Regions from separate parts of the Homo sapiens genome. Here regions 1 and 3 are each linked to region 2. A link is a loop called in an ENCODE intact Hi-C map of the cell type or tissue named here. Cell type or tissue: heart right ventricle. All regions are shown on one strand. Links, peaks and the distances in the headings refer to the core of each region. The heading gives the core; the rest is flanking DNA. Region 1 has its middle 17 kb from the start of MIR1587. Region 2 has its middle 70 kb from the start of MIR3937. Region 3 has its middle 15 kb from the start of MIR3937.

Region 1 (10,560 bases), core at 1,906-6,905, 91 kb before region 2:
TGCCTAGGCCTGATTTTGAATTCCATCAAGCCCTGATGGTATGACCTTGTGCAAGTAATTTGTCCTCTCTGAGCCCCTGTTCTCATCTGTCAAGTGAAGATAATAATGGTGCCTACCTTATGGGACTGCTGGGAGGGTTAGTGAGACAATGTATGGCAAGTATTTAACAGGGGACTCAGTAAAGGGAAAGTGTGTGTGTCAGTAATTCTGTACTGTGTCAGTTGGGTCCTCCAGGAAGCAAATGCTAAGATGGAATTAGACATGCAAGAGGTTTACTGGGGGAAATGCTTATGGAAGATGAAGTGAGGAGGGAGCAGGAGGAGGTGGGGAGGGCCTTCAGGCCAGGAAGCAGGTCTGACTCCTATGAAGGGAGAGGGGAAGGAAGGAGGGGCTGGTAGGGAAAGCCTCACCCCTCAGTGCAGCTCAGAGAGTCTCAGCCAGGTCCATGGGGAAGTTCTAGCGTAAAGATCACCTAGAGAAGTGATCTAGCCTGGATTGGCCATACTCAGTCACTGGAAGTGCATGGCCTTGCCCTAAAAGGCAGAGCCTGAAGGCACCCACGGCTGGAGGTTGTCAACTAATTGCACTTGTAGAAAGTTCTGTGTGCAAGAGAGATCTGAGCAATGGATCTCCAAGATGACCGTGGTCCCTTCCAAGCTTCCTTGCAGAGTTCCCTTCTCATGCAAATGGGTAAACAAAAAGCCTCAAAGCTGAACAGGTTCAACTTCAACAGGTTGAAGATAAAATGCACGGCCCCCAAGGCAAGCCCCTTTCCTCTGGGCCTCACTCTGCCCCCAGCCTGGTTCCTCGCAGCCCTCCTTCTCTCACCCCTTCCGCCCAGTCTGCATTTCTTCCTGCTCATTGCCACTGCATGTCTGGGTTTTTGCTCATGATATCTTTCTCCCCGGAATAATCTCCTGACTTGCTCACCTGGCAAACTCATTTTGTCTTTTCAGATCCCCTGCAGATGTCACCTTCTTTGTGAGGCCTTTACCAACCTCGAACTCCCCTGTGTGCTCCCACCCACCCACTGGGTCCTCCACTGAAGCATCTGTCACTTACTTGTTTAGCTACAGTTTCCCCCTTAGGGCATTTCTTCAACAAATATTTACTGACCACCCATCATGTGCCTGGCACAAGCACAGGGATGTGATGATGGGCATGGGAGCTTGGCTTCTACCCTCACGGGACAACCAGTCTGCAGGGAAGCCTGGTAATTAAATAGGCAATGGCAAGAAACTGACATGTACAGTCCCAGAGATTGTTTAGGGCACCACAGGGACACATGGCAAAGACAACCAATCTCTTCTGGGATGGGGGTGTCCGGTAGGGCTTCCTGGAAAAAGTAACTTTTTACCTTGAAGCTTCTAAGGTGATTTCATTACGTGGGGAGTTCATTTCGTGGGGAGGGGCTGGGAAGGTGGGGAAGAAAACGACATTCGGAAAGACCTAGGGTGTGGACAAGGTGCGGGTATGGGAGAAGAGGCAGTGGCGACAAATCCATGAAGAAGTTTGGCTGTGAAGGACCAGAGAAAAATGCAGTGGGGGTGGGTGGGGGTGGAGTGGGAGGTAGCAGGAGATGAGAGAGAAGGACTTGTAAATGGCTGATGGGGAGGGTGAAGCCGAGGACCTGGGAGAGGGCAGGACTAATCTCTGGAGTTGCACTATACAATACAGTAGCCACTAGCAGCGTTCAGCTACCTAAATGAACTAAGATAAAATAATTTATCCCCTTGGTGGTACTGACCACATTTTAAGTGCTCAGTAGTCACAGGTGGCTAGTGGCTATTCTATTGGACAGCACAGAGATGGAACAGTTCCATCACTGCAACTGTTGTGCAGCGCTGCCCTAGAGTTGGAGCAGCTAGCATCCAGAGCCCAAGAGTGGGATTGGCCTTTAGATGGGTGGAAAGACACCTGGAACCAGAGGGTAGGCAGACAGGATGCTGTGGACAGACGTGTGATGGCAACATGCTGGGGTGGGGGAGGTCATGGTCTCTGTGAAGTGGAGTGTGGGGCTGAAGTCAGCTGAGTGGAGAATGAGGGAAGTAACTGTGTGTCGAGAGCTGAGCAGGAAGATGCAGGATTCACAGGGCTGGTGGTGGTGCTACTGCTTAGCAAGGCTGAGTGATTTCCTCCTGCTGGGCTGGGCCTCCTGGGAGCAAGCCTAGAGGAGGGCAGGAGGGCCTGTTGGATTTATAGTGGGCTGATGTTTATCCAGGCTGTGCTACTGGGACAGGGGAGCTGAGGATCCTCAAACAGGTGGCTGCAGGGATGGAGCACAGAGCTTAGGGCCTCAGAAGAGAGTTCACTCTGTGTACTGTGACAAGGAGGTTTGTGGTGTGCCTAGGTAATAGAGGACTGGAGAGAAGTCAGTGGAATGGGGGATTCAGCTATCTATTGGGTAGCAAACTACCCCAAAACTTAGTGACTTATATCAACATTTAGTTTGTTCATGAATCTGCTACTTGGCTGTACTCAGCAGGGATAATTTGTGCTTCACTCAGTGTCAGCTGGGTAGCTTGAATGGTGATGCAACTTGGCATCAAGTGGGGTGGCTCAAAGGCCGGGATTGGAATCATTTGAAGGCTTGCTCTTTCACCTATCTGGTGGCTGGTGCTAGGTGGTGGCTAGGACATTAGCTAGGGCTATTGGCTGGAACACCTACACTTGACCTCTTCATGTGGTCTGGGCTCCCTTACAACATGGTGGATGGGTTGCAAGGGTGACAGTCCCAAGAGAAAAAGAGAGAAGGAAGCCATGTAATCATTTATGACTTAGACTAGGATGTATGTGGCTACATTCTATTCGTGGAGACAGTCACAAAGACCCACCCAGGTTCAAGTGGAGGGGAAAGAGACTTCTCTTGAAGGGGGTAGAGGCACGGTGCTGGAATAGCATGTGGGACCAGAAACATTGCTGTGGCCATTATTTGGAAAACACAATATGCCACAGAGTCCAAGAAGTGAAAAGCCAAAGTCTTATCCTTTCTCAGGACAGGAGAGGAAGAGGTTTCACCAGGTTCAAATTGTTTCAATTTGTTCATGCAGCTAATATTTACTGAATACCTATTATGTTCCAAGCTCTGTTTTAGGTGCTGAGGATACAAAATGGATAAAAATCCCAGTCCTTGTGGAGATGACATAGTAGTGGGGGAAGAATCACAATAAACAAACAAGCAAGTGTTGGCTGGGTGCGGTGGCTCACGCCTGTAATCTCAGCACTTTGGGAGGCCAAGGTGGGTGGATCACCTGAGGTCAGGAGTTTGAGACCAGCCTGGACAACATGGAGAAACCCTATCTCTACTACAAATACAAAAATTAGCCTGGCGTGGTGGTGGTGGGGCGGTGGGGGGGCGCTCCTGTAATCCCAGCCAAGGCAGGAGAATTGCTTGAATCTGGGAGAAGGAGGTTGCAGTGAGCTGAAATCGCGCCATTGCACTGCAGCCTGAGCGACAAGAGCAAAACTCCGTCTCAAAAAACAAACAAAAAAACCAAGCAAGTGTTTATTATGTTAGGTGATGCTAAATGTTATGCAGGAATCACAGCCAGCAACAGAAAGTAAGCAGATGAAGGAAGGAGGGTAGGTGGAGCAGCTTGGGCCTCCCAGGAGCCGCTCTCCGCAGGGTGGAAGGAGGAAAGTCTCTAAACTGCAGGAAGGAGTGGGAAGGTTTGACCATTCCTTTTAATGTTGTATCCCAGCCGCCTAGCTTGTAGAGCTGGATAAACTTCTGTAAGGTGTAAGAAAAAGAGTCCCTCAGGCACTGAGTCGTTGCCCAAGGTCACCAGCTAGTTAGAAGCAGTGCACGAAGGGCCTGCAAAACAGAGGGCACATTTGACCCCTGACCTAGGAGGACTTGTGCATGCTGTCCGGTTTCTGAGCTAAACATTCCAGAGGGCTTCTTGGAAACTGGTGCCCCCAGGGAGTGTGTCTGTGCTCGCAAGTTTCTGTACCTTCAGAAAGCCGGAGGGTCCCAGTTGGAGCCAGTCCGAGATGGAGTGGGCTCAAGAAGGAAAGAACGTGGGGATTTAATTGGACTCAGCGAACCCTTCCCGGACCAGCCGGCGTAAACTCTCGGAGGCTGTCGCCTGTGCCCGGCTCTCCTCCCGGCCTGGGGCGCTTGGCAGAAACGCGGTCACGGAAAAGGGGTGAGGGTGGCAATCCCGGGTCTGCCCTCCCGTACACCTCCCTGCTAACCCACCCTGTCTGAGAGGCCACGGGGACCAGGCTACTGGGCATAGTGTGAGGACAAGAAGGGATGGAGGGCTCGGGACGGCGGGGACACGCGGGGGCAGTGTTGGGGGAGCTGGAGTAAGAGTGTTCCGAGAGGGGAACTCGGGCGCGGGGGTGCGGGAAGGAGCCTGGGGTTGGAGTGTCCGGGGTGGGGGTAGGCCGGAGGAGGGGTGGTGTCTCGGAGTGGCGGGGCTGGGAACTCCCCGGGCGAGGCTGAGGCAGCATGGGGGGCCGGTGGTGGTGGCGGGGATTGGGGCCCCCGAGGCATCTCTGACCACAAAGGGCCGGGGAGCGCGGCCCGGCGGTCTCAGCGAGCCGTATTGATCGAAGGGCGGGCGCAGCGAACGCGCCGAGAGCGGCTCCATCCATTAGGGCCGCTGTTCGCCTCCAATTAGAAAAAAAATCATTACTCAGCAGCCAGCAGCGGCCTGCGCGCCGCCTGGGACCGCCAGCGAACAAGCGAGCCAGCGAGGGAATGGCGGGCCTCCCCCACCCCCGCGCTCCCACCCTCAGCCCCCGGCGCCCCGCCTCCCCCGGCCCTAATGACAACTATTAGAACTGCCTCCCCGCACCCACCGCCCGGCGAGCACAAAAGCGCGAGATTCATTTGGTAATCGGGGTAATTACAGCGGGGCGCGGGGGCGCACGCGGCGATGGCGGGCGCGCCGGCGGAATGCTAAGGGGCCGGGCGCGCCGCCCGCTCCCACCGCCCCGCCCTCCCCGCCCGGCCCCTAGCCCGAGCGGCGCCCGGGGCCGCGTCTCTCCTCGCCTAAACCCTCCCCGCTGCCGCCGCTGTAAGCGGGCTGCCCCGGGGCTCCCGAGGACTGGAGGAGAAGCCCCCCGCCCCCCGCCACGGGTCCTCTCGTCCTAGCCCTTGGCAGCGCGGCCAGCGGCGCTCCGGACAAGATTTGCCACGTCCGGGAGCCGGAGAACCCCTCGGAGGTCCGGCCGCATAATAAATACCGCGTGCAATGTATTCACTCTGCGGCCCCCGGTTAATTTATACGCCCGCTCCAAGCCGTGCGCCCGCCTCGGCGCGCGCCCCGGCCTGTCGTTCCTATTTACAGGCGCGAGGCGCAGTCCCTCGAGAGGGCTTTTTTCTTTTTCTTTCTTTTTTTTCTTTTCTTCTTCTTTTTTTTTTTTTTTGAGAGATTTAGGATGGATGCAACGTGTCATTAAACCTGAAAGGAACTGTTATTTATCAGTAATGATGTTTTCCACAGGCCTTTTTCCTCACCTGCGCGGGCACAGGTACCACCTGGGTGGTGGATGCGGGGCGGGGGTGCCAGGAGGCCTGGGTGGGGGTAAACTGTGTGCGGGCCTAGCCGGAGGCGGCCGGGGCACCGCTGGAGGCCACCTCTCCAGACTCCGGGAACCCGAGGGCCTCTCCTTCACTTGGAGGCACGGTGCTGCACCCCCGTTGGGGGGTTCCCCTTGCAGAGCTGCCTAGAACAGCAATGTGTTAGGAGACGCCTCCGAAGAGCCTCCTCCTCCTCAGCTGGCAAGAAACGCAGACTCTCGGCAGTGCCATTCTTGCAGCAGAAAGGCCCTGTGTGACTCCAGCACTCGGAGCAGCCGCCTTATCTGGGGTGATTTCCCATCTGCCTCCCTGGGCCCAGGATTTCCTTCCTGCACAGAACTTATCTTGTCGGGAAGCAGAGCTGTGCGCTAGAGGCAGGCCCAGCAAATGGAATGCTCGTTCGGTCTTGTGTTCTTAATGACCCATAACAGAGTCCTCAGAGGTGAAAAACAAAACCCTCCACCCCCTTAACCATTTCTGTGCCCATCCTGGTCTGGGAGATTTCTTAATCCTGCTGCGCCGTCACACGGACTCCTCTCTGGATTTTATCCTGCGGCCGCCGGGTCCAACTCAGCCGCACCGGGACTGGGGTGGGGAGGCGGAGCCCTGCAAGGGCTTGAAGTAGGGACTGCAAACCCCTGAAAGAGTGGGCAAAATTCTGGGTAGATGCATTTTTCCGAGGGGAGAGTTCTTAAAGGGATCTGAGACAGTCCCAAAGGTTAAGAACCACCTGCCATCCCTTTGACCTTGTTGAAGTTTGATCTCGGAGCCTAGCTTCATTATCAGAAAGAACGAGAATACCCCAAAGCAGTCGTTGTGATTAAAATAGTGAGATAATGCTTTAATATTTGTAAACTGTACAGGCTTCTTCAAAGATAAATTATTAATGATGCCAAAGATGGCTGTGTGGTTGTGCGTGTGTGCACGTGTGAATGCACGTATTTGTGAGGTGATAGTGCAGGGGAAGTGTCGGGGGAGTCACTGGGATTATATTATTTGTCCTGAGACCTCCCCCACCCTCCGCCCCTGACCATTTCTCTCTTCCTCAGGACCAAGTGGGGTTGATCTGGAATATTGCCCCTCGGTTTTGAGAATCACCAAGGCTGGGTGGGAGAGATGGGCAGCAAGGTCTTCCTGCTGAAGCCCGTCTGGTCCTCAGGAGACCCATGGCCCCCTTGGGCACACAGTAGCCATCTGCACGGAGTAGGTGGCTACCACATCTTTGTGGAATAATGGAATCAATGACTGGATAGCTCAGTGGTCTTGGGCCAGGCCCACATCCCTTCTGTACTTGCAAGTGGAAAAGGACTCTGGACCCTTTCCAACTGCAATGTGTCTGTCTCTGGTGGTGGAGGCCCTTCGGTATCTTTTTTGATTCCATGTCTACCTTCTAGGAGCTCAAAGACTGAAATAACCAGAATCCAGGGTGTCAAGCATCCCCATAGAGATGGGGACTGATGTGGTATAGTTCATTCCCCTCATCCACACACTAAGAAGCTACAACAGAGAAAAGCTTGACTGAGGTCATGAGACCAGGGTTCAGAGTTCCCCTCACTGATACCCCCTTACCCCCACACAAAAGGACAGTGGCAGCCATGCAAGGGCACTGCCCAGACCTCCCTTCAGCGGAAAAGTTTCTGGAAGAAGTGTCATGGTTTGCTAGCCTCTGGCTGTGGCACCTTCGGGATCTGCTGCAGCATTCTTGCTGAGGCCACCCTCCCCAGGCTGTTCCCGCCCGATGACAGAGCATAGCAGGGGGACTAGAGCTGGGTCATTACTGCCTGACACAGGAAGTTTCTGATGGGCAGTCTGTGCTCTGGGGCTCCCCATCGGCCTGGCTGAGGCTTTCTCAGAGCTGCGCTGCCGGCTGAGGCTCTCCCTACCCACCCCTCCTTCCTTCCCCTCTCCTTCTGCAGGGGTCAGAGCTGCCTCCCGGTCTGAAGTCCCCCCCCCCCCTTTATCCTTCTTAAAAATCTCCCCCAATACATCTCTCACACTTACTCTCTCTTGGTGTCCTCTACCTGGAGGACTCAAATTGCCACAGGGACTAACACGTAGACTCCCATGCCCTCCGGTATTTTAGGCGGGACCCTTGTGTGTTCAGGAGCATGTAAAGAGCCAAGGGTGGAGCTAGGAGCCCTCAGCTACTCCTTTACCCCATTCCAGAAGGTTCCAGGCTCTACACACTCCCCTGTACCCATCTAGGGCTAGGTGGCCAGCTGTCACACTCTGGCAGTAATGCTGCTCATGACTTGTATTTATTCTTCAAGTTGCTCCTGGGTATATTAGGGCCCATCTCTGCCCAGGTCCCTTGCCAGCAAAAAGGCTGGTTCTTACTCACCAGCTTGCCCTGTTGCTCTGGGAAGTCAGTCCCACGGCCAGACCGCCCTCTTTTCACACGGCCACTCTGAGCACCAATGTGAGAGGCAAATGCCAGCCCTGCAAATCTGTACATGGAATCAGAGGCTCTCCAGACTCACGTCCAAAGGTGCATGGGCGGGGCGAGCCAGGAGACGGGGGAGCCCTGCTCAGTCACAGACACAGATGACATGAAATCAGATGGAGGATAAAAAGCATCACTGGAAAACAAAGGAACTGCTAGAGTCCGTGCCTGCTCGAGAAAAAGCAGTCATCAGCCCAAAGATGGATGAAGTGGAGGGCTGTTATTTTTAAGGTGGGGGCAGAGGTCATTAGCTTGAAGAATGTGTCATATTTGGCATCGGGAGGGTGGTTATGTGAGGCTGGAAAGCAAAGCCTGGTCCGCTCGCTCTCTGGCCAGGGAGATACTATTCCCTGGGGAAAAAGGACAGGCCCTCAACTAGCAGAGAGTGGCATGGAGGAATGTGTCCCCCAACCTTTCTAGAAGACAATAAATCTGTGAATTCTTCTCATTGGCAGGGCTGAAGGTTCATGGGACTGAGGCCAGCACCCAGTGGTGGCCTGGGCTGTAGAACTTCAGAAACAGCTAGTGCTACCCCTGTAGGCTAATTGTTTTTTCCAGAACCAAACTTTACTTGGCAGCACTAGGCTATAGCTCCATGGGCAGGGGTTTTGGGAACGGTGCCTTTGGTCATAGGGTATCAGGGTTATCTACAAACCCTCCTGTTTCTGGGAAACCAGCCTGAAGTCCTCATGCCCTCTGCAGCCAGAGGCCACTGGGCGCTGTGGTTCTGCCAGCTTTGGGGTGAGCAGAGGCAGAGACAATGGGGGAGAAACTCTATGAGGACAATGCCTGCCCAGCCTGAAACATCGCTAACAGATGGAAGGATGCAAACAGCAGCATGCCAAGCCTTCAGAGAGCTGGGAGCTCTGCCTGTGATTCAGGGAAGCTCTGATTCAGAGCTCTGAGCGCGTTGTCGCCCGGTGTCCTCAGGATGAAAGGCCTGCTTGGGGGGCTCCTCTAGTCCATCCCTCCCGGCTCCACCACCTCAAACTCTGCCTTCCAGCAGCAATTTCTTCCAGTTCTCCGGGCTTTGCGAGGCTTTTGCTGGGGCTGTACCCTCAAGCCTAAAACCCTCTGACTCCTAAAACTATCTGACTCCTACAACTATCTGACTCCTACTCATCCTTTCGCTTTCAGCTTAAGCTCCAGGAAGTATGGGCAACCCCCACAGTAAACAAAGCCAAACGTTTTCTTTATCTGGAGCCTTTACTATGCTAATGTACATTGTGAATCTTCCGGAGGTTGGTGGGTGGGGGGCAGTGGAGAGGCCGCCAATCTTTCCAGAAGTATTTGGCCCCAAGAGGCCTCCTACCCCCACGTCTATTAACCCTCTCCCAGAACGAGGTGAGGAGGAGGAGCTTGGGAAATGCTCCTCCAAGAGAAGCAGAGCGGAGGCAAAACCCCTCTTGTGGGGAGGTACAGTCCCTTCTGCCCTCCTGTACCCTGCGGATAAACTTACCCCCTGGAAGGAGAAACCAGAATAGCAGCCCAATCTCTTCTTAATGCAGCTGCAGGGTCAGATCCAAGTTTGGGGGCCTAAAAGTTACGTGAATTTTGGGGCCTTCTTGAAGAAAAACAGTGCAGAGGTACAAATGATAACTGCTAGGACCCTACCAGGGCCTTGGAAGGGGACTGTGCGAGTCAAGGCCCTGAACTTTAAGCTTTATTAGCCTCGAGGTAAAATCCACACCTGTGCAGAGGCTTAATTCTGGACATAGGTGTAGCTAAGACACATCCCTCTCCACATCACGTTTAGGTCAACTGGACGGTCTTGGATGGCCCTCCTTTGACTCTGGTATATCTCTGCCAGGCTCCGGCTGGCCTGCCTGCCTCTAGGCCCACAGCCAGCCTGTGGTTTGTTCTACTGGGCCAGCCATGCAGGTGAGTGGTCTCTGGCACATCCTCTTCAAGCCAGCAGACTGGTAGGGGCAGCACCATATTGGCCGGGCAGATCTATTTGCCCTCCCCTCACCCCATCCACTTTCTGTGCCCAGGAGGCTGATCCTTGATCCTTGGGGACTGGATCCCTTGGGCTGCCTTGACCACTGGCTTCTGGTTGGCTTGGCCAATGGGAGGCAGGTAGGAGGAGTCAGAGGTTGGGTATTTATTTCCACAGCTGGGCTGCCCTTTTGGTGGTGGCTGCGTTCCTCGTCCCATAGCAGCCCTCACCTACAGCTCTTTCCAGGTTCTGCTAACAGCCCCCACTCCTGGCTCCCTCAGTCCAGGGAGTGGTGGCAGCTTCCCATTGTTGCTAGTCCCAGGGTACTTCCCTATCCCTTGTGGTTTCTGTAATCTGCCCACAACTCTGTAAATAGTCCCTTTACAAACTCTTGTCAGTTAACCCTCTTGCTGAGTCTGCCATCCATTGCTACTGGGGCCCTGACTCACAGCACAAGTGGTACCCATGGGCAGTCCCTAAGTCATCCCACCAATCACAGACAAGATATCCTGAGTTCCCCACTGGTCAATTTGAATATGCAAATGTTAGGCATCTGTCCCTGGGGGTAAGCTTTCCACAGCAGTCTAGACCCTGGCGGTGGACTCCCTGATTCACCTATCTGCACTGTGGCACTTAGCACTAAAC
Region 2 (10,560 bases), core at 3,125-8,124:
ACACCCAATCTTGGCCGCTACCAGGCCCCGGCCCATCCTTGGGTCCCCTCAACACAGCTTTCAAAACCACAACCTCAGCCAAACCCCTCGCTTTTCAGTGGAGGAAATTCATGCCAGAAAAGGGCGGGGGAGGTTGGGGGAGGCAGAGAGGTAGCTCGAACCCTGGTCTGCTGTCTCTTGGGGCCAGCCTCGTGGATAGCGAAGTGCTTCGGGCCACTGTGCTGTGGAGAATAGAGGCAGGTTCAGGTTCCTTAAGCCTGAGAAGCCTCCTGCTCTTAAATGCATCTGAGCCGGAGACTGGCTGGACACTGCCCACATTTGGGGGTTCCTTCAGGGAGGGCTGCTGGGCCAGGACCCAGGCCTCACAGGGGTCCATGGGGCTACCTTCTCCCAGAGCTCACTTGGGCTCTGTGCCTCTCCTCGCTGGGCACAGGGACCCCTTCACCTCCTGGGGGGCCCTGATTGACAGACCCTTCTTCCCCGACAGCAGAGTCAGCCGGCAACCTCTCCCTTCAGCAATCCCCCCCTCCCCCTCCCTCTTCCCCAGCCATTAGATAGGAAGCTGCTATATTAATGTCCCTTCTTCTTTCTGGCCAGTGGTATCACTGCCATGTCCCCCCCTCCCACCTCCACCCTAATGATTTGTCCTGGCAGCAGAAACATTACAGCGATGATTTCATGTAGAATTTCATTTGCTGTTTTTTTTTTTAATCCCTTGAAGAAGGGGCTGAGCGATTAATGGGTCTTTGAGAGATCAAAGCTCTATGTGGCAAAGAGCTAATAATAATCGTAGCTAACATTGATTGGGGACTTTGTATGTGCCCGGCACCATCTCACAGGCACAACAAACCTTTGAGATAGGCACTGTTTATCATTCCCATTACTGAGACACAGAGAGGCCAAGCCAGGACCAGTGGTCACATAGCCCCAAGTGGTAGCATCAAGATTGGAGGGCATGGTGGTGTGGCTTTGCAGTATTCAATCACCTGGCTATGCCACCTTGTGAAGGTTTGAGGGGAGCACTGGACTGGGAGTCCAGGAAACAGAACAAAATTAGCTTTCAGGCCCTCTCCCATCCTGTGTGCTGCAGCTAGTCAGAGGTCAAGTTGAATTTCAATCACCTAGAAGCTTGAAGGCTGCTGGGTGGGGACTACGCATGGTTAATGTTGCTCTGTGTGGTGCCTCGGCATGGCTCATGGTCCACATGGAAGGCAGCCAAGACTCCATCACTCTTTCATTATCTGAGCAGGTCATTCTGTACCTCAGTTTCCCCATCTCCTTTCTTAAGAGATGATCATGGATACCATTTGTTAAGCACCTACTATGTACTGGCAGCTTTATGTAAAATAGATCTACTCCTCATGGCAATCCTGAAAGGTACATATTAATAGCCCTTTTGAGAGATGAAGAGATTGAGGTTCAGAATTCACTACCTTGGCTCAAGGCCACACAGTGAGTGGTTAAGCAGGTTCCAATCCAGACTTACTTAGACGACAAAGCCCAGGCTATTTTCTACCACCTCTAGCTCCCTCCTTTAAAAAGAAAATAGCTACCATGTGCCAGGCACTTCTTGAGAATGATTTCCTTTCCTGCAACACTCCTGAGAGGTCATGATTATGACTTTCATTTTACAGATGATAAAACAGGTTCAGAGAGGTTTTGTAGGTTGCACAAGGTCACACAGCTTAGTGGTGTTAGGTCTGGTTTTCAAACCTGGGTCTGTCTGTGTCCAAGCTCTCCCTCTTTCCATGATGTCATATATGTGAAACGGCAATTAACTAAACATGCCAATTTCTCCAGATAGCCAGAGGTTATCTGGCTGTTTGTCACCTTTTGAGGGGCAGAAAAAAGGGAATGTTTTAAAAGCTAATGTTAGGAAAAATAGGTGAGACACTTGGGAAAACCCCCTGACTGTAAAAGGTATAAGGCACAGGAGCAAGAATCCAGCAGAGGGTGAGGGACTCAGTCCATCTGTCCATTCATCCATCCATCCACTTGTTCACCCATCCATCCAGCCATCCATCCAACCATCCATCCATCCATCCATCCATCCTCCCATCCACTCATCCATCCATCCATCCATCCATCCATCCATCCTCCCATCCACTCATCCACTCATCCATCCATCCATCCATCCATCCATCCTCCCATCCACTCATCCATCCCTGATCTTTGAGGAGAGACCAGGAGCCTTGGGATGTTCTGCTGGCCTGTCTGCTTTGTAAGTCTGTGTCTCGTGTCCCAGGTGTGATCTCAAGGAAGGGAGGTGCCTCCTGGTGCAAAAGGTAATTATGCAGAGGAACCTCAGGCCCCATACATGGAGGAGGTTCTCCTCACTGACGCCTGACCTCTCCAAAGGGCAGAAAGCAGATTTTATGGACATCTCTAGGGTTTGGGATGCACGTTGGCTTTCAGCTCAGGAAGACACCTGAGGCTGGAGAACCTGAAACAGGGACAGAGATTGATGATTTATTAAGGTAACTCTGAGATCCCCCTATCTTTCTGGGTCCAGGATTTACACCAAAGGGAACCTCCACTTTATCTCTCCTTCCCACACCCATGTCTACATGGCAGATGGGAATTCAGGGTGTAGAGGGTGTGGTGGGGGCAAGGGAGAGGAACAGGAAGACAGTTCATTCAGAACTCTCATGTGGCATTTGTGGCTGCTGCTTCCACTTCATTGATCAGATTTTTCCCAATTTGCCAGGCTTGGGAAACTGATCTGAAAGGTTGCTCAGAACATTTTGGGGATCTGTCCTTCAGAATCTACCCAAGAACATTTGTCCCCTTCTGAGTCTGGTCCCAGCCTCCATGGGGCTTCAGACTGCAGTATGAGCTTTTTAAACTCAGTTTTTCCTCTTTCTATGCTATTGGCCCTGATCCCTTTGAGAACCTTCCGTGGCCCTCACAGCTTTATCTGCTACTTCCCCAGCATGGTTTGACAGTGAGGCCTCTGTTGTGGCATTGGTGTAATCCAGTTCAGCAAATATTTACTGGGCCTGATCCCTGCCAAGAACCATGCAAGACCTGGGAGACAAACGCACCCTGCAGCCAGTGGCCTGGGAACTTCTGTTCGTTAACCCCATCTACAAGGAGACAGCCTTGTGAGTCCTTTTTGCATGAACTATCTCATTTAGCCCTCAACTCAATGCCCATTTTTCAGATGGCAAAACCGAGGCCTTGAGAATTTCCCCTTTATCCTATTTCACTCAGCTCATGCCACAGAGATGAGATTTGCACTTATTTTGATTTCAAAATCTATATTTTCATCACACTCCTTTGACTCACTTGGGCCAAAGCCTCAGTTTCCTCAGATGTGTGATGGGGACAATTTTATTCGCAACCTTAAAAGAATGTTGTGAGAGTCTTTTGTTTTCTTTTCCTTTCCCTTTCTCTTTCTCTCTTTCTCTCTTTCTTTCTTTCTTTCTTTCTTTCTTTCTTTCTTTCTTTCTTTCTTTCTTTTCCTTCTTTCTTTCTTTCTTTTCTTTCCTTCTTTCCTTCTTTCTTTTTTTGAGATAAGATCTTGCCCTGTTGCCTAGGCTGGAGTGCAGTGGCACGATCATAGCTCATTGCAGACTTGAAAACCTGGGCTCAAGCCTCTCACTTCAGCTTCCCAAATAAGTGGGACTATAGGCACATGCCACCATGCCTGCCTAATTAATTTTTTTTTTTAATTTCGTAGAGGTGGGGTCTCACTTTGTTGCCCAGGCTGTCATTTACTTATTGTGATGATGAAGTGGGGTCTGGAAAGCTGCTCTGCCTTGCGGAAGAGTTAACTGATCCAGGAGCTTATTACAACCTCAGGAAAGCCCTTGCTGAGTAGGCACTTAGAATCTTCATAGTGAGCGGTGCTGCTAGCTCTTCTTCCCAACACTGGTGTACTACCGCAGCACCTGGAACCCCAGAGGGACATTACTTCTATGCTTTGATTCCTTAGAGCTCCATGAGGGTGTCCAGGGGAGGGGGAGAGTCAAGTATATCACGGACTGTTAATGAAGGCCTTCAAGATGATCTTGTAAAAATCCAACCCCATCATGATACAGTGTGGAAGCTGAAGCCTGGAGAAGGGCTGGGACTTGTCCAAGACCACGCAGCTGTTTCTTGGCAGAACTGGAGTGACCAGGCGGCTGTTAGGACTTTCCCTGTGGGACTCTGGGGTTTGTTGATCAAGTTCAAGTCTCAGCTTTTCCAGCATGAAAATGCACGGCCTCTGAGAAATGACACAGGGAAGGTGCCTGCAGGAAGAGGAGGGGAGAAGAGGGAGAAAAGTCAGGAGGGATGGGAGTCCTAGGCACTGCCTTTTGAAAAACATTAAATATGAGAGTTGATATAATCCAGGGGACCTCCAAACTGGCGGAGTGCCCCAGGACTCCCACCTGCAGCAAGCTGGGAGTCTGGCACTGGAATCTGTTTTATAAATGAGTTCCCTGGGTTACCGAAGCACGCACTCTGGCCCAACCCCTGACAGAGGGGCACCTGAACCCTGTGGGGCCAAGCTGGTTTGTCACCCAGCTCCTCCCTGGTGGGGCAGGTCCCACTGTCCCCTGCAATAAGGTCAGTCCCAGTCCCTCCCCCCACCTCCATTTCTCCAGTTGATCACGGTCCTCCTTGCCCACAGCCACCATGGACCCCATGACAAACACACGAGGCTCAGGCCTGGAAGATCTATTAGTGCCACTCCTGTCACCGCCCGCAGAGCAGGAGGAGAGGCAGCCAAATGCTGTGCTAATTATTCTAGCTTCCAGCAGGGTCTCGGAGGTCCCAGCCATGGTAAATCTTAACTTTCATGCTATGGTGCACCGGGATGCAATTTACTTCAAAGAGAGCATAAATCCCCACTGCGGCGTGTATCAGAGGAGTGTTACATAAAAGTGGCCCATGTGCTTCCCACCCTGGCTGCCTTCTCTCGCTCCCCTTCTCTCCCTCCCTCACTCTCTCCTCGTAAGTTTGAAAAAGCCAGCCCGCGGTTGGTTACACATCTCGCACGCAAAAACATTTACACACACGTCTGCTCCCAGCCTTATAAATCACCAGGCTTGGCGACTTGGCAGTGGGAACACAGGCGAGCTCTATTTTTACCAGCCCCATCCGCAGACAGCCCCGGGGGCCCCTCCTTTCCTACAGTGACACCTACTGGTGCTAGCTTTGGCCAAAGGCAGCCTTGCCGCTTCAGACCCATTTCTCAGGCTTTGGAGGATGGTAACTGATCAAGGCCTGGCCCTTCCCCCAATTCTTCCTCTGCTAACCCCTTCCAGCCTCTGGGGAATTCCTCCAGCCACAAATTCCACCCAGGAAGCCCCGCCCCACCACCAACGCCCTCAACCAGGCTTGACATAATAATTACCTTCCACAGAGCTGCGGACTGCAAGAGGCAAGGCCAGCACAACTCATTAGGATGTCAAAGGATCAAGGGAATTGGGGAGGGGACTGCCTACCAGGTCACCACCCCCCCACCTTCGGCCCCAAAAGCAAGGTTCCTTCCTGTAATGCAACCTCCTGGGGGGTTGTCCAGTTGTGTTTCAAGCAATTACTTCCCTGTGAAAGACATCTGTTATCTTCGCTGACACACACGAGACTGGCGGCCGATGTGGTTTCTGCGAGGGGCTTGTGAATCCTGGCATTGTCATCGCAGCCCCGGTTGGGAACGAAGGGGGTGGGGTGAGACAGAGGCACGTCTGTCTCCCATCCCCAGGCCCCAGCCCCAGCCTCCTCCCAGCGACCTCTCCGGAGGCAGCCGTGCCAGGTCTAATGCTCCTAATGTCATCTTTGCAGATCCATTTGTGATTCCTTGATGCTGTAATTACTGCGGCTCCACTCCCCTCGCAGCAGCTGCCATTAGCTGGGCAGACCGCAGGCTGCGGTGACGTGGCCTTGGCAGCCTGGGGGGCCTCTGAGGGTTGGCTGGGGTGGGTAGGACCCTCCCTGCAGGCCCAGAGCTGCCAAGAGGCCCAGGGAGGCTGGCTGAGCTGGTCGAATGCTGGCCTTTAGTGGCTTTGCCCTGAGTGTAACCTCCTCCCACTTCTCCCCGCAGTCAGTCGACTGTGGAAAGTGCCCCAGGGTGCAAATGCCCCAGGGTGAAGGGTGAATTCTGCACAGTTCCAACTCAGCCGCTGACACACTGGTGACCCTGGGCAAGTCACAGCCCCTCTAAGCTTTGGTTCCCTCAATCATAAAAAGGACAGGGTTGAATTCCCCAAGAGGAGGGGAGGTAGCTTCCCTTCCAGCCCTGACTGGGGATCCCTCTTTTTTCCTATCTCAGCACCTGGAAGGACCTGTACAAATGATGGGTGCTTTTTTAGAGGCCCAGGGAGGTTATCAGGTGCATTCTTGGGACAGGAATGAAAAACAAACACCCTAGAATCCTGCTGTGCCAAGAACCCAGGCCATAATCTCAGAGACAATCTATCTATCGCTTTCTATTCTAGCACTTTGCTTCTCAGGATAGAAGCCCTGGGGTGGCGTAAAGGGCTAACCTCACCTGCACTCAGGCTTTGAGGGTAGGAAAAGAGGGACTATGATGGACTCGAAGAAATGAGAGTAGAATCAGATGCTGAAAAAAGACAAACCAAAGTTTTGCTCATGGCCCTTCACTTCCCCATTCTCCTCCCCATCCCCAGTGTTGCCCTAATGTCACTGCTACTGATAAAAGAATATTGTGTTCAAGGCTGGCTGACAGTGAAAGTGGGTACTGTACAGAAGTCAGCCCCTTGACGGTTTTGAAACATGGCAGGAAATTCTCTGACACTTTTCTCATCCAGAGGCAGGTTCTCTGGTCCTTCCCCTTGAATCCGGGGTGGGGGGTGGGGGTGGGTTGTAACTGCTTCAACCAAAATACTACTGAAAGAGTGATGCTGTGTGGCTTCTGAGACTAGGTCATAAAAGGCCATGCAATTTCTGCTTTGTTTGCTGTAACATTCATGCTTGGAGCTCCAAGCTGCCATGTAAGATGTCTGACTCGTGGCTACCATGCTGGGAGGAAGCCCAATCCACATGAAGAGGCCACCTGTAGATGCACTGGCCAACTGTTCCAGGCTTTGAATTATTTCAGCTCAAGCACCAGACATATGAAGTGTGTTAGGCCATTCTTGCATTGCTATAAAGAAATACCCGAGACTGGGTAATTTGTATAAAAAGAGGTTTGATTGGCTCACAGTTCTGTAGGCTGTACAGGAAGCATAGCACCAGCATTTGCTTGGCTTCTAGTGAGGCCTCAGGAAGCTTTCACTCATGGTGGAAGGCAAAGCAGAAGCAGACGTCTCACATGGCAGAATAGGAGCAAGAGATGTTGGGGGAGAGGTGCCACACGTATTTAAACAACCAGATCTCGCAAGAACTCATTCACTATCAAGAGGACAGCACCAAGGCATGAGGGATCTGCCCCCATGACCCAAACACCTCCCACAAGGCCCCACCTCCAACATAGGGGATTACAATTCAACATGAGATTTGGACAGGGACTAATATCCAAACTGTATCACGAAAACCTCCAGACGATTCCAGCCCCTGGCCATTGAGCCACTTCCGCCTTCCAAGTCTTCCCGGCCAAAGCCCCAGACATTGGGGACCACTGACAAGCCACCCCTGCTGGACTCTGTCTGCATTCCTGACCTAGGGAATCTAGGAACGTGCTAAACTGGTTATTTATACCTTTAAGGTTGGGGTACTTTGTTAAGCAGCAATAGATAACAGGAGCCCCTTACACCAGGCTCCTGCCTGGCATCTAGCCTAATGCATGAAGACATGGACACCTGTTTTCCATAAAGGAAGCAGGAAGTTTTCTAGAAGGCTAAGAATGGCATTGGGCCAAAGGATCTGCTGTGTGGGCTGTACACTTAGTCCCCGGCTGCAGAACTCTGCCCGGTTCCAGAGGGAGGCTGAACTCTGGGCATGCCTGTCCTTGTTACCTCCGGTGTTAGCCTCAGTATTTGAGTGAGATCTAAGAGTTGAAGCCTTCCTTGTTTCTGTTAAAGTCTCATTTTATTTCTGATGTAACCCAGAAGCCTCCTAGCTGAGGCTGGGAGAAGGAATGAGAGATGTCCTGACCCTTTTATTCTCCCCTAGTTTGTAACTTGGGCCAAAGGGGGATGGCTTTAGGAGGGAAGGAGAAGGTGCTGGGGGATGGTGGAAGACAGTGCCCATGAATAGGCACACATTTTTTCATGGTTTATCTGTTGGAGGACAGAGGACAGATTCCCACCCGGGCACCGAGAATGTCATCTGGCAATGAGATGTACAAGACCTTGGCTGCCACTTTATAGTTTCACGAACGAGTGTGGGTGGGAGGCACATTTGGCTGCCTGTGGCGAGAGTCAGCCTGCTGGTCTGTAACTTGTACAATTTACAAGGAAATCAGATCTGTTTTATCCATCCTTTGGAACCATCAAAAGACCGACGGTGCATTCAGTTGTGGGCTATCCCAGGATACACTTAAACATTTTCTAGAACTTATAATCCTAGCTCAATTTTACACATAAAATTCAATCAACGACAAATTCCAGTTTGCTATTTAGAATTAGACAATTTTGTGCTAGAGTGCTCTGTTTTTGATCAAAAAAGCACCCGGGAGCCTAGATTGATAAATAATTGGCCACAGGGTGAAAGAAAGCAACTTTGAGGTGAAAATACAAATCTTGTTTTTAAGCTTGCTTTGACTTGCTGTCCAATGCAATTTAGCAATTCTCATCTTTGAAGGGACACATTTTAGCTAAGTGGTAAACCTGACCATGAGCAAGACCCTAAAAGCCACTGAAGTTGATTAGTTGGGATAAAGATTTAGAACTGAGGTTCCAGAGAAGAGGAGAAGAACAATTAACTTCTCAAAAGAAGGTAATATGAGGGCTTGGGGCAAAAAGCCTGAGGAAACATATCTGTCTTGGTGGCCCAATGGAAGTGGCCTGGGGGAAGCAGGATTTGTGCCTGTAATGCACTGATGTCCTTTTGGTGCTCATCCTCTTCTCTTATGTCCTAGGAAGCGGCCACCTGTCTCCCAGCTGTCTGGGACTGTCTGCTGGAGCAAGTGACATCACAGTGACCAGAAACCACCTCCCCTTTGTCTGGAGCAGTTATGATGTCATTCCCTCTGGCAGCGAAGCAGGATGTTGGCAGCTGGGATTCCTCCGGGTCCTCCTGAAGTGATAATTGCCTTAGATTTTGTTATAAAGTGCAGCTGCTAATTATCTTGTTAAATCACAGCCATATACTTTTTGGATCTTTTTTTCCTTTGCAATCCATTTAAACAATCTGGGAGATTAAATAAAACCACATACCCCAAACAAAAACAAAAACACAACCCAGACACACACATACACATGCACACTCACACACATATTTTTTCTTCCTTAAAACACCATAAGAACAATTTTTTAAAAATGAAAAGGGTACAGATATGGCATAATTAGATTACTTCCATTAAAAAGCCATCATTTCAACATCCTCATATAAATATCTGCATCCCGTTGCATATTTTAGGCAATTGCATAATAAGCCCCCAAGTGAAAAACAGAGCAAAACTCATTTCCTGACCACAAAAGGAAAAAGGAGTCACTATGTGCTCTGAGTTCCAAGGAGAACTGGATTACATTCCTCCCACACAGACTGGAGGGAGATGGAGTTCATTGCTCCAGGGGAGAGAATTATGACAACACTTAACCGCTGTGACCCACGCTGCTCCAAGCTGCTCTGCGCCTCTCCACGTCGTTGGCCATTAGAAGCATGCAGCTCCCACTGAGGTCGGAGGAAGGAAGGAGAGGACCTAGCCACCTCCGTTTGGCTGGGATGCTCCAGGCACGTGGAAAAACCTGTCCTGGGTTTCAGCATCAACAGGTGAATGAATGTCAGGTGTGACTCGAGCCTCCTTACCATTACTTGTGATTGGCCATTTTCAGACTTCTGATTTTTGTGGTCCTGCTGGAAGTTTGCCCAGCAGCAGCAGGGGGAAAGGAGGGAGGTGAGCATGGGCACGGCCTGCCAGCCCCTGCACACAGGGAGGCTGAATGGTACAGCCCAGACCTGGGTCTGCATCCTTGCTGAGTCACTCCCAGCTCAGGCTCAGTTTCCTCGTCTGTAAAGGCGGAATCATACTATTTCCTGCTTCATAGTATGGTTGTGAGGGTTAGGTGGGATCATATTGGAAAAGCACCTATGCAAGGATGGCACTTAACCAGCAGCAGAGCTAAACCACTGCTGTGGATATGTTGCAATGGGGCCCCCAAATTATGAAGGCCACGCTTTGGTTCTTTCTTTTTCAGGACAGGGATAGAGGATGGAGGTGGCTTGCCTCAGGATGGGGACTTGCTTGCCAGAGAGGCCAAAGTTCAGGCTCTCTTGGGCCCCAACCAAGGTGGTGCTCAAGCCCAGCCCTTTACAGCTGCCCTGGGCTGTGACCACCTTTGGCAAGGTCATCTCCCTTCCCCTCTTCAGCACTGGCTCCTCCAACCAGAGCTGTATTCTGCTCAGCCAATCCTTCTTGCTCGGGGAGAGTAGAGTGACCACCTCCTTAGGGGTGTCCAGACCTGCACTTAGTCTTCTAGCCTGGCCTGAAAATAGGTGTCAGGTCTGAGG
Region 3 (10,560 bases), core at 3,763-8,762, 55 kb after region 2:
TTCAGTTTAATCAATATTGATTGAATGCCTCAATAATGCCAGTACTGGAGGAAGACGGGGCTCAAGGAGAGAGAAAGAATAGAGTGTCTGCACCTGAGGGCTTATAATCCAGGCAGGGAAGGAGAGCCAGACCATTTTCAGAATGGTTCCAAATAGCTAGCCACACTACAGGCAGCTTCTTTTGCATGTGACCATATTGGAGACAGCAGAGTACAGTGGGAAGGTTGTGGGTGTTGGTGTACCCTTCCCTCAGACCTGGGTTCAAATCTTAGCCCTGCTTCTTGGTTTGGAGCAACATAATTAACCCTTCTGAGCCTCAGTTTTCTGTTCTGTAAAATGGAGGTGACAATACTTACTTAGGACTGCTATACACGTAAAGAGTCTGGCATAAAGTAGGCTCTCAGTGATGTTCTCATCTGGCGTGTGGTCATCGGGGAAGAGCATGAGAAATAGCGAGTGTGGGGTAGAAAATGACTTGGGGCAGAGCATGGAGGGGGAAGAAGGCTGGTGGAATGGATCCATTCAGGTTGATTTTGTGCCTGGTTGTTCACACACACACAGGTGCACACACACTGCATACGCAACACACACACACACACACACACACACACACACACACACACACACACACAGTACGTGCTAGACCACAGAGCTGGCAGAGAGGTTAGGAATTGGGGAGGGAAGCTCAATGAGAAATGCCAGTGAAGCTTGGTGGCCAACTGTGTCCTTGGTGAGGACTCAGTGCCCCACGCCTCAGGGTTTGGCCTTTGGTTCACTCGCCCCCAAGCCACCGGCTTTCTGCTTAACTAATGATGAGAGAATATTTAACCACCAGTAAGGCCTGGCCACCCACCTATCAAAAAGGTCCCTTGGTGCTCTATTGGGACTGGGCTAGGGCTCCAGAGTTAACCCTTCAGCTGGCAGATTATAGGAAAGTTGGCAGTCTAGGTGGCAGGAGAAACCCTTAGGGAATTTGGGTCGGTGGTTATTTACTAACCTTCGCCTAAGTATTTCAACATCTTTTTTTTTTTTTTTTTTTTTGAGAGGCGGTTTCGCTCTTGTTGCCCAGGCTGGAGTGCAATGGTTTGATCTAGGCTCACTGCAACCTCTGCCTCCCGGGTTCAAGAGATTCTCCTGCCTCAGCCTCCCAAGTAGCTGGGATTACAGGCATATGCCACCATGCCCGGCTAATTTTGTATTTTCAGTAGAGACAGGGTTTCTCCATGTTGGTCAGGCTGGTCTTGAACTCCCAACCTCAGGTGATCTGCCTGCCTCAGCCTCCCAAAGTGCTGGGATTACAGGTGTGGGCCACCGCGCCTGGCCTCAGTATTTCAATGTCTTAACACTTGGTTCAATTTTACCAGTGTGCCTGAACATCAATTCTGAGCCTAAAGCTTGCTTTCAATTTCAGCAGCTTTGCCATAATGCTTACTCTGTGCAAGGCACTGGGAGTGCGTTGGTGTCGAGAGAGAGATATCAATGTAACTGGAGTCTCTTACCTTGTAGTTGGGGAAGCAAATTCCAGCCCCTTGTTAGTGGAGTAAAAATGCAACACTCAGGCCCAAGCTGCCTAGATAAGCAGGAGGCCCAGCTCTCCCTGGGCTCCTCTCCTGGCCTGCCCAAGGCACCCTGCCCAAATTGCTGATCCTGTGTGCTCTCACCTTCTCGCACAGCCAGAAATCAGCTGCAGCTCTTTCACATTGGAGGATTGGTAACCGGCCCTGAAGAGGGTTGCCCCAGAGATGCCGCTGGGAGCAGCTGGGCCCTGGGCAGTCTGAGACTATCCCTGTTTTGTCACCTTCAACCGGGGGCACCAGAGCGTGCTGCTGTGAGCATGCTTGACGTGATTTGGTGGGAGCTGTGTGCCCAGACTTGGCTACTGGCCTGCTACCAAGGGTAGAGCCTTGCCCAGACCACAGGGCAAAGTTCCTCTTGGGGCTTCTTCAGGCCACAGATGATCAGAAATCCTGAAGTTACAGTTGCTCCCAGGGTCACTTTGTCAGGGGCATCCATGTTTTTGGAGGGTTGGGCTGGAATTGATACTTCTGGAGCAGGGACAAGGCTGGCCTAGCTGCCCCATGGGGCCTGGGTTGTCTGTGCTGTGGCTACATCACAGACAGCCTCAAATGCCAATATGAGGACTTTATATTTGTTCAAGGAGGAACTATGAGTCAGTCTCTTTGGGGTGCAAGTGACAGAAACCCAACTCAAACCAGCTACAGCAAAAAGTAGAATTTATTGGTGGAGAGACCTGAAATGTCCAACAAATAGCTTCAGACATAGCTGGATTTAGGTGCTCAAACACTAATTTTAGGGCTCTGTCACTTCATTTCCCAGCCAGCCTCAAGCCACATGGTGGAAAAGATAGCTGCTGGCAGCTGCAGGCCTCATCCTACCCTGGTGGAAACAGTTCTTATCTCTGGGAGAAAAATCCCAAGGAGGGCTCTGATTGGCTGACCTAGTGTTAAGTGCCCAATGACTGTGCCCGGGTATTGGAATACGCTGATTGGCCAACCAGGGCTGAGTCCTGGAGTCCAGTGTATGGGGCGGGTGGGGGGGTCGTGGAAGGCTCAGATCATTTAATGAAATTGGTTGCCCAGAAGGAAGAAAGATTCTTTCACTAGAAGATGGGGTGCTAGGCAGACAATTGCAGTAGTTATCTACTACCGGTTACCAATTGAGCTTTCTTAACTATTGGCGGAGTTACTAAGTTACTAAGGCGGCTTCAGAAGCTTCTTCCGAATGCAGGCTGGCCTTTCAGATTGCCCTGTGGAGGTGCCTGAGGCTGCTAGCCAAGGGGGCTGGCTCCTTTCTTCACCCCCGCCGCCCCCACTCTACCCAGCTGCATCCATGTAGCCGGGCCATTTGGATCAGGAACAAGGGCTCTCCTTTGACTGTCTGAGGCATTCGGGACGGCCTCGTGCTTGGCCAAAGGGCTGCGCCTTGTCCAGATGTCCAGAGGGGATGGTTTCATGTCTTTGACAAGGCTGCCTTTCTGGGCAGGAGGATCTTAAGGAGGGAGATGTCTGCAGCCTGGGCACCGGGTGATAAATGTCCCCACTGGAATGCAGAGATGAATTCTTTAAAAGAAAAAAAAAAAAGGCTTTCATCGGTTGTTGCAAAGACCTCAAACAAGAGGGTTTTCTCATCCTAAACTGCAGGACGGTGTGGAGGAGGGGTGCTGGGGAAACAGGGAGTTGGGAGAGGATGGCCAGTGCTGGTGACACAGACACTTGACTGTGAAGCTCAGGACGCTCACCAGAGCAGCAACCTCTTTTCCTCTTGAGTAGCCCACAGGCGATGGCCGTTCCAGCCTAAGCCTGCCCTCCCGCTGGGTGCGCAGTGGCTGTCTGTTACCCAGCTCTGGAGAAAGGGGGTTGTGTTCGCCTCACTCCCCCCAACCCCCATCCCCTGCACAGCCCCAGAGCTGCGTCCGAACAAATGGCATTGTACAGCAGGGGACAAAAAACGCCTTTCATTCCCCATCCATGCCTAGGGACAAAAAGCTGAGTGTGGCTCAGTTTGCTCTGGTTTAGGAAAGATGGAACTTGTGGTGGCAGAGAAGGCTGGGAGCTAGGGACAAGGCAGGGAAGACTAGAAGACACAAATTAGCTCTGACCACATGAAGGGACTGTGTGACCCAGATCCACCCAGCAAAGAGGGCTGTCCTTTTGGTGCCCCTTGACCTGCTGGCACAAGAACAAGTCACCCATAGTGGGGACTGATGGCTACGTCTCTGACAGTTCCCCTGTTAGGCCTCCTCCCCTGGAGAGAGCCCTCTGGCCTTTACGGATCTCCAGAGGTTTTTGTTTACTCAAATGGTATTTATTGGGTCAATGCACTGTGGTTAGTTAAGCATGGGCTTGGGGATCAGACAGACTTGGTTTCTAAATTTGGGTCATAGTTCCATCTGCATGTCGTTTGGCTTATCAGTTGCCTTCTCTAAGTCTCACTTCCCCCATCTGTAAAATGGAAATAACCATAGCATCCATCGGGTGGTTGGGAGGATCCAATGACACAATCCACGTAGCATAGAGCCTAGCACCTAGGAAGTGTTCAATCAGCATGGCGCATTAAGAAGTACTATTGGTAGCAGTGTTCACAGTATTAGACATTTTGGAGGGGGAAATGAGAATTCAGGAAGTCCCACCTTATAAATAAATTCTGTTCCAAAGTGAACTTGTAAGTCTCTTATTGGGACCTAAAAACACAGTTCCCGTAGAAAAACTGCTAAGAAAAGTTCTGAGGTTCCTGGTTAACCCACAAAAGCCTATTTAACTGTCAATGTACCAGAAATTGCAGAGTGGTGGCTTTAAAACATGGCTGAACATTCTTTCATGCTTCTCCCATTGAGAATTGGGGTCTGTATCCCTTCCCTTTGAGTCCAGTGGGCTTGTGGCTACTTCAGTCACGAGAAAATGGCAGAAGTGATATAATGTGACTTCAGAGGCTGAGTCACAAAAGGCCATGTGGCTTCCGCCATGTTTGTGGAAAACTCATTCTTGGAGGCCTGAGCCACCATGTAAAATGCCTGGCAAACCTGAGGCCACCATGCTGAAGAGGCCATGCAGAGAAGCCCTGGGACCACAAGGTGGTGGGGAGCAGAGAGGAGAGAGGAGAGAGGTGTGCCCTGTGAGTCCCTGTGGGTCCACAGTCATTCAAATCACTCCTCACCATTGGAGTCTTCTCAGCTGAGGTCCCAGACAACATGGAGCAGAGTCTGGCCACCCGTGCTGTGCCCTGTCTGAATTCCTGACCCGTGACATCTGTGAACTTAATACAATGGCAATTTTTTTTAACCACTCTATTTTGGGGTAGTTTCTTATGCAGCAGTAGCTATCCATAGCACTATGCTCTTGTAATGAAGACTCTGGCTACACTAACAGTGGCTAACAGTGGTGAGATCTGGCTGTGTGCTGGGCACTGTGCCAAGTGCATTCTGTGGCTGAACTCAGCCACTCCTCTAGAGCACCCTAAGAGAGAAGCTAGTAGAAAGTAATCATTGTCCTTAAATACAAACACCACCAACTGTAACTTTAAATGGAGAAATTTTCTTATAGCTCAATACTGGGGCTTGAAGAGAAACAGATATTAATTAGCTAGGTCCGAGGAGGCACATGGAAACTTTGCAGTGATTATGGATGGTACTTCTAGACAATTTCAAGGGTTGTTAGAGATTGATGACATTGACTCTTTATTTTATCTAATTTAACTTCAAAACAGCCTTTCTTTTCCTTGGTTCAGTTGTATCTGTTGCAGAATTTCATGTGGCATCACATGGTTTTTGGCTCAAAAATGAAATGAAGAAAAAGAAAAAGAGATTTTTTCCCCCTGTGATCGCCAGCCAGACAAGATTTGGATGAGAGAAAGGTAGAAGGACAGGGATAAAAGAATGAGACAGATGTAGCTTGAGACTCATCAACTGAGCAGTCAAAGTTGAAGAAAGGTAGTAAAAAGCATGCCCTCCCTCTCCTTGGGTTGGTGATGGGATGGCAGGAGAGATATATCTAGATGGAGGGAATGTTTCCCTTGGGGTGGGCTGAGTCATTGGCTTTGATTGCTTACCCCTCTCTGCATTCACTTCCTGGCCATGGTTTCATCACAGGGGGAGTTGTATGTTCCTATCACTTGACTTTGGCCTTGGCCATGTGACTTGCTTGGCCAATGGAAAGGAGCAGAAGGGATGATGTTCTGGCTCGGGGCCTAGGCCTCAAGAGGCTTCATGAGTTTCTGCCTGTCCTCTTGGGTCTCTGCCATCACCCCAGCTTGCACTGGTCCCAGGAGGAGGATGAGAGACTTGTGGAACCAAGCCTCCCAGCTGACCCACAGTCTTGTGAATAAGAAATAAATGCTCATTGTTGGATGCTGCTATGATTTTGAGATTGTTACATAGCAACAGTTGACCCATACACGAGTAATCCAGCTTATTTAGTATCTGGAGCAAATGTGAGTTACTGGAGGTGGGGCATTGAATAGATGGGGAAGGAATTATTCAGTTGATGGCTTTGTACTGTGTGAACCTAACTGGACTGAATTATGTTTCCCAGAATTCCTTTCCTTTTTCTTTCTGTTTGGGGTTGGCCAGAAGTGAAATTTATGTGCGATGTGTGGGTGGAAGTGAAGCAGCAGCCATTCCTATACTCTCACAGTTGGGAGGAAGGCTGGCAGGCGCTGTCACAGCTCACACGTGTTGTCACTGATCTGTGGACTCACCTTGCTGGTGTGGGTGGCAGCAGGGCCCACAGCCCCTCCAGTGCCTGCCAGAGCTCCTCCTTCGGCTTCTCGGAGTTCTGGGGCTGGCGTGTGTGTGGCTACATGGTGGATGGCACTGGCCTAGCCTGCAGGTTACCCATGCCTTTGAGGTTGGAGGTATTGAGAGATAGATGCAAGTCCCAGTTTGTCCTCGAAGGCTCAGTTTGTCCTTGGTCCCCTCCATTTCACACCCATCTTCTCTTCCTGAGTGCTGCCCACGCTGCCTTGAGAGCCATCACCAAGCACAGAAGCAGCAGCCTTCCCTAGACTGCTGAAGCAGCTCCCTCACTGGGGCAGGGTTGATGTCTATGATAACTCCTGACTCTTTAGAGCACTTAGAGTGGTTCTGCTTCCCTGGTCAAACTCCAGCTGATACAACCAGTTAGGCAACTGAACACAGAAAACATTTGCAAGTCTGGTGTCCCTAACCACCAAGGTGCCACATCCCTGCATTTAAGGAAGTCTTACTGAGGGGAAAAGACAGAACATGATGTGAGGTGTTAGGCCCTTGAGCTATGTTCCACAGCCCCTGCAGTGGTCTAGCCCAGCCCTCCACCCTGTGGACTGCAGAGGAGGACAGGCAGCTGGAGGGAGATTACCGCTTGGAGCGGGGAGAAATTGGAGATGGATTTTGCCTCTAGCAGCCTTAGAATTGGTCTCTCTAGGCTTCTAGGCAGTGTTATTCCAAAGACAAGAGAAAGCCAGGGAGAGTAATGTGGAAAGGAGAGAGAACTGCGGTCACTCTCTCATGTGGAATCTGGATGTAAAACTTGTTTGGTCCTTCCCATCTTCCTGTGGACTAAGAGCTTCTGCCCCACAGCTCGTGCCAGGGCCAGGCTGTGAACCAGGCAGCCAACAAACACCACTGATTTTGGCCTTCCCTCTCAGGGGGCTTCTCTTCTGTTTGTTACACTGTCAGTGTTCACGCTGCCTGCCTTTCAGATAGATGCATGTTCAGCCACAGCTAATTTGGGATTTGTTTCTCTAAAAGCATTTAGAATTGTTTTTGCCTAATGCATCAGACTTAAATCCTGGGGCTAATTAATACCAAGGCATGAGAAAGAAAGGAGAAAGTCAGTTAAAATGCTGAGTAGAAATGAACTGGAATAACCTTGTCTTCAGCCTGACCCTTTTGCAGTCTGCATGTGTTGACGAGATCATAGCTGGTGCCATGCTTGCTTCAGACGTTGCCTCCTGCCCAGGTGGGCAAGGGACAGGAAGAAAAGAAGTGGTGTGTGTGTATGTGGACAAGTGGGTGGTATAAGTGTGTTGTGTTTGTTTTGTGGGTTGCATGTGCCCTGTGTGTTGCGCATGTTATGTTTATATGTTGTATATGTCACATTTGTATGCATTGTATGTGTCATGTGCACTACCTGTATTGTATGTGTGTTGTGTTGGTGGGATTTAGGTGTTGTGTGCATTCCAGATTTGCACTGTGTGTGTTGTATGTTGTGTGTGTGTTGCCTATGGGCATTGTGTTTATGTATTTTTTGTGTTGTATGTGTATGCTGTATGAATGAAAGATTTTTACTGCCAGTTCCCCAGAGCTCTAGGGGCTTGAAATGAGCTTTCAAATATAAGACTCATTGTATTTGGCTTGGAATTTGTCATCTTCATTGAAATCAGTGCGGTGTTCCCATACACTTCAGCCTGAATGGAAAGGGGTGGGGACGAGGGCTGGGCTGGGTGTGAAGCTGGAACATTTTGGGGTTCTCCAAATGCTATGGTCTGAATGTTTGTGTCCCCCTAAAATTCATATGTTGAAACCCAACCCCCAAGGTGAATGGGATTAGGAGGTGAGGACTCAAGATCAGTAGATCTTGAGGGTGGAGCTCTCATGAATGGATCAGTGCCCTTAGAAACCTCAGGGAGGTCCCGGGTCCTCTTCCTTGATGTGAGGACACAGCAAGAAGCCACCGTCTATGAACCAGGGAGCGGGTCTTCATCAGATACCAAATATGCCTGTGCCTTGATCTCAGACTTCTCAGCCTCCAGAATGGTGAGAAATACATTTCTGTTGTTCATAAGCCACCCAGTGTATTGTATTTTGTTATAGTAGCCCAGTCCAACTAACACACAAAAGAAAGTCTCTTTCAGCTGGAATTGTCTGTATTGGGAGGTGAACGTTTGGGGCTCCAAAGGGAGGTGGTGAGAAATGGTTTAGAAGTAATGCCCCAGGGATGGGCAGTGCTAATGCAAGGACCCAGTAATTGGATGAAGCACAGTGGTGAAGGAAAAGAAAGGGGCCCTAGTCCTGGCACTCACATTGCAGGCTTGGCCCAGCCCCTCACTAAGGGTGAGGGGGCCTCTTTCTTTGAATCCACAGGGAAAGGCTCTCATGCAAACCTGGGCCTGGGATTACCATGAAAGTTCTCTGTGCTGGGCAGTAGAATGAGCTGTTGGCAGAAGGAGTCAGGAGTCAGCACATAGACCCAGCTTTGGCATTGAACAGCAGTGTGACCTTGGTCATATTCCTTGTCCTTTAGTCTCTGTCTTAGCTTGGGTTTCTCTAGAAGACACCTGGAAACAAGAATTCAAATGCAAGCAATTTATTTGGGAAGTAATCCCAGGATGGCAGGGAAGATAAGGAAATTAATAAAGGAGGAATTATCAAATTAGTTTCTACTGTGGGAAACTGGAGGTCGGTCCTGCTGGGGATCTTTGGAAGACAGTGCAGAACATGCCACAGTGACATTTTGATGAAGGGGTGAGGGAGCTGGGGTATTCATACACCAACACCTGTCAGTCACTGGTTGCGGGCTGCTCCTGGAGCAGCAGCAGACATTAATTCCTAGCATTTCTGGCCTGCTGCAAGTATAGGCAGGGCAGGTGCCAGGGGCCAGAGAAAGCCACCAGGCAGAGATGAGTCCTGGCAGTGGGAACTCAGGCTGATCTTCACCAGAACGGGAAAGCAGAAGAATGGAAGAGTGGAGCGTTGATAGTCACTACATTTTTCTTTTCTGTAAAATACGGAACTTGAACCATATTATCTTTAATGTTTCTTTCTATCGTAATACTCAGTGACGTATGAAATAATAATTCTTTATTCCTTCTTTCTCTTATTGATTTAGTAAATATGTGAGCATCTACTATGTGTCAGACACTTTTTTTTTTTTTTGACAAGATCTTGCTGTGTCACCCAGGCTAGAGTGTGGTGCTGTGATCATGGCTCACTGCAGCCTCAAATTCCTGGACTCAAGTGATCCTCCCACCTGGGCCTCCCAAAGTGCTGAGATTACAGGCATGAGCCACTGTGTTTGGCCCAGACTCTGGTCTTGATGCTTGGGATACATAGAGGAGCAGGCAGACAGGTAGAGGACAAGCCTGATATAAGCCTGTGCTACAGAAGAAGTTAGAAGCCAGGTTGGGGTCATGACAAACAGGGAGGTGGAATTGACTCTGGCTGCAGCAGTCAAGGGTGAGGCAGGAATCATTGATGGAGGAGCAGGGATTTGTCAGGGGACAGCGGGGAGAAAGGCATTTGAGGAGGCAGGAATAGTATTGCAGTGGCAGAGAGATGGCATAGTTGGGAAGCTAAAATAAATAAAGAGATGGCGTGTTTGATTGAGGTGGCCAGAATACTGAGAGCAAGCCAGAAAATGTTAAGAGCAAGGTTGGATAAGTGCACAGGGCATGGAGGACATTGGGGCCAATGTCAAGGATCTCTGTTGTTTGTTTTTTAAATTAGAGACAGGGTTTTGCTATGTTGGCCAGGTTGGTCTTGAACTCCTGGCCTCAAGCAGTCCCCCAGCTTCAGCCTCCCAAAGTGCTAGGATTACAGGCATAAACCACGGCACCCAGCCAAGGATCTCTGTTTGATCTTGGAGGTGCTGAGGAGCTCTCAAAAATGTTTGCTCTAGGGAGAGACAGGGTGGGTTTGCCTTTCAGAAAGATCACTCTGATCACAGTGGGAGGGAGTAAAATCAGAGGTGGGGTGATCAGTAGATAAATGTATTGGTCAGCTGCCATAACAAAATACCACAGGTGGTTTAAAGAACAAATATTTATTCTCTCACAGTTCTGGAGGCTTGAAGTCCAAGATGAAAATGCTGGCAGGGGTGGTTTAGGGTGAGGCCTCTCTCCCTGGCTTGTAGACAGCTGCCTTCTTGCTGTGTCTTCACATGGCTGTGTGCCTGTGGGAAGAGAGAGAGTGAGCTTTAGCATCTCTTCCTGTTCTTATAAGGACACCAATCCTATTGAATTTGGGCCCCACCCTTATGATCTCCGTTAACGCTAATTGCCTCCTTAAAGGCACCATCTCCAAACTAGTCACACTGGGGCTCAGGGCTTCAGCATATGACTTTTAGG

Evidence for each region. Peaks named below come from ENCODE experiments on the same cell type or tissue, not always from the same donor. Only the 100,000 strongest peaks of a DNase experiment are listed, where the experiment ranks them.
Region 1: a loop joins it to region 2, with 5 times the contacts of the local background. A loop is called at or near these places in 32 of 110 quality-filtered maps.
Region 3: it touches region 2 in a loop (3-fold over the local background); 5 of 110 quality-filtered maps call a loop at or near these places.

The regions. Positions count from the first base shown.
Region 1 is chrX:39,815,647-39,826,206 of GRCh38, reverse strand. No RefSeq gene overlaps it. Among named protein-coding and RNA genes, the nearest start is that of MIR1587, 17 kb to the left of the region's middle. RefSeq lists enhancers at 7,693-8,610, 8,611-9,526. In heart right ventricle, for the core only: no CTCF peak of the experiment used is centred there; a DNase peak (open chromatin) is centred at 4,787; H3K4me3 peaks cover 1,323 bases.
Region 2 is chrX:39,725,480-39,736,039 of GRCh38, reverse strand. No RefSeq gene overlaps it. Among named protein-coding and RNA genes, the nearest start is that of MIR3937, 70 kb to the right of the region's middle. RefSeq lists an enhancer at 4,991-5,285. In heart right ventricle, for the core only: a CTCF peak has its summit at 5,130 (motif pointing left); DNase peaks (open chromatin) are centred at 4,089, 5,099 and 7,839; H3K27ac peaks cover 841 bases.
Region 3 is chrX:39,670,995-39,681,554 of GRCh38, reverse strand. No RefSeq gene overlaps it. Among named protein-coding and RNA genes, the nearest start is that of MIR3937, 15 kb to the right of the region's middle. In heart right ventricle, for the core only: no CTCF peak of the experiment used is centred there; a DNase peak (open chromatin) is centred at 5,724; H3K27ac peaks cover 567 bases.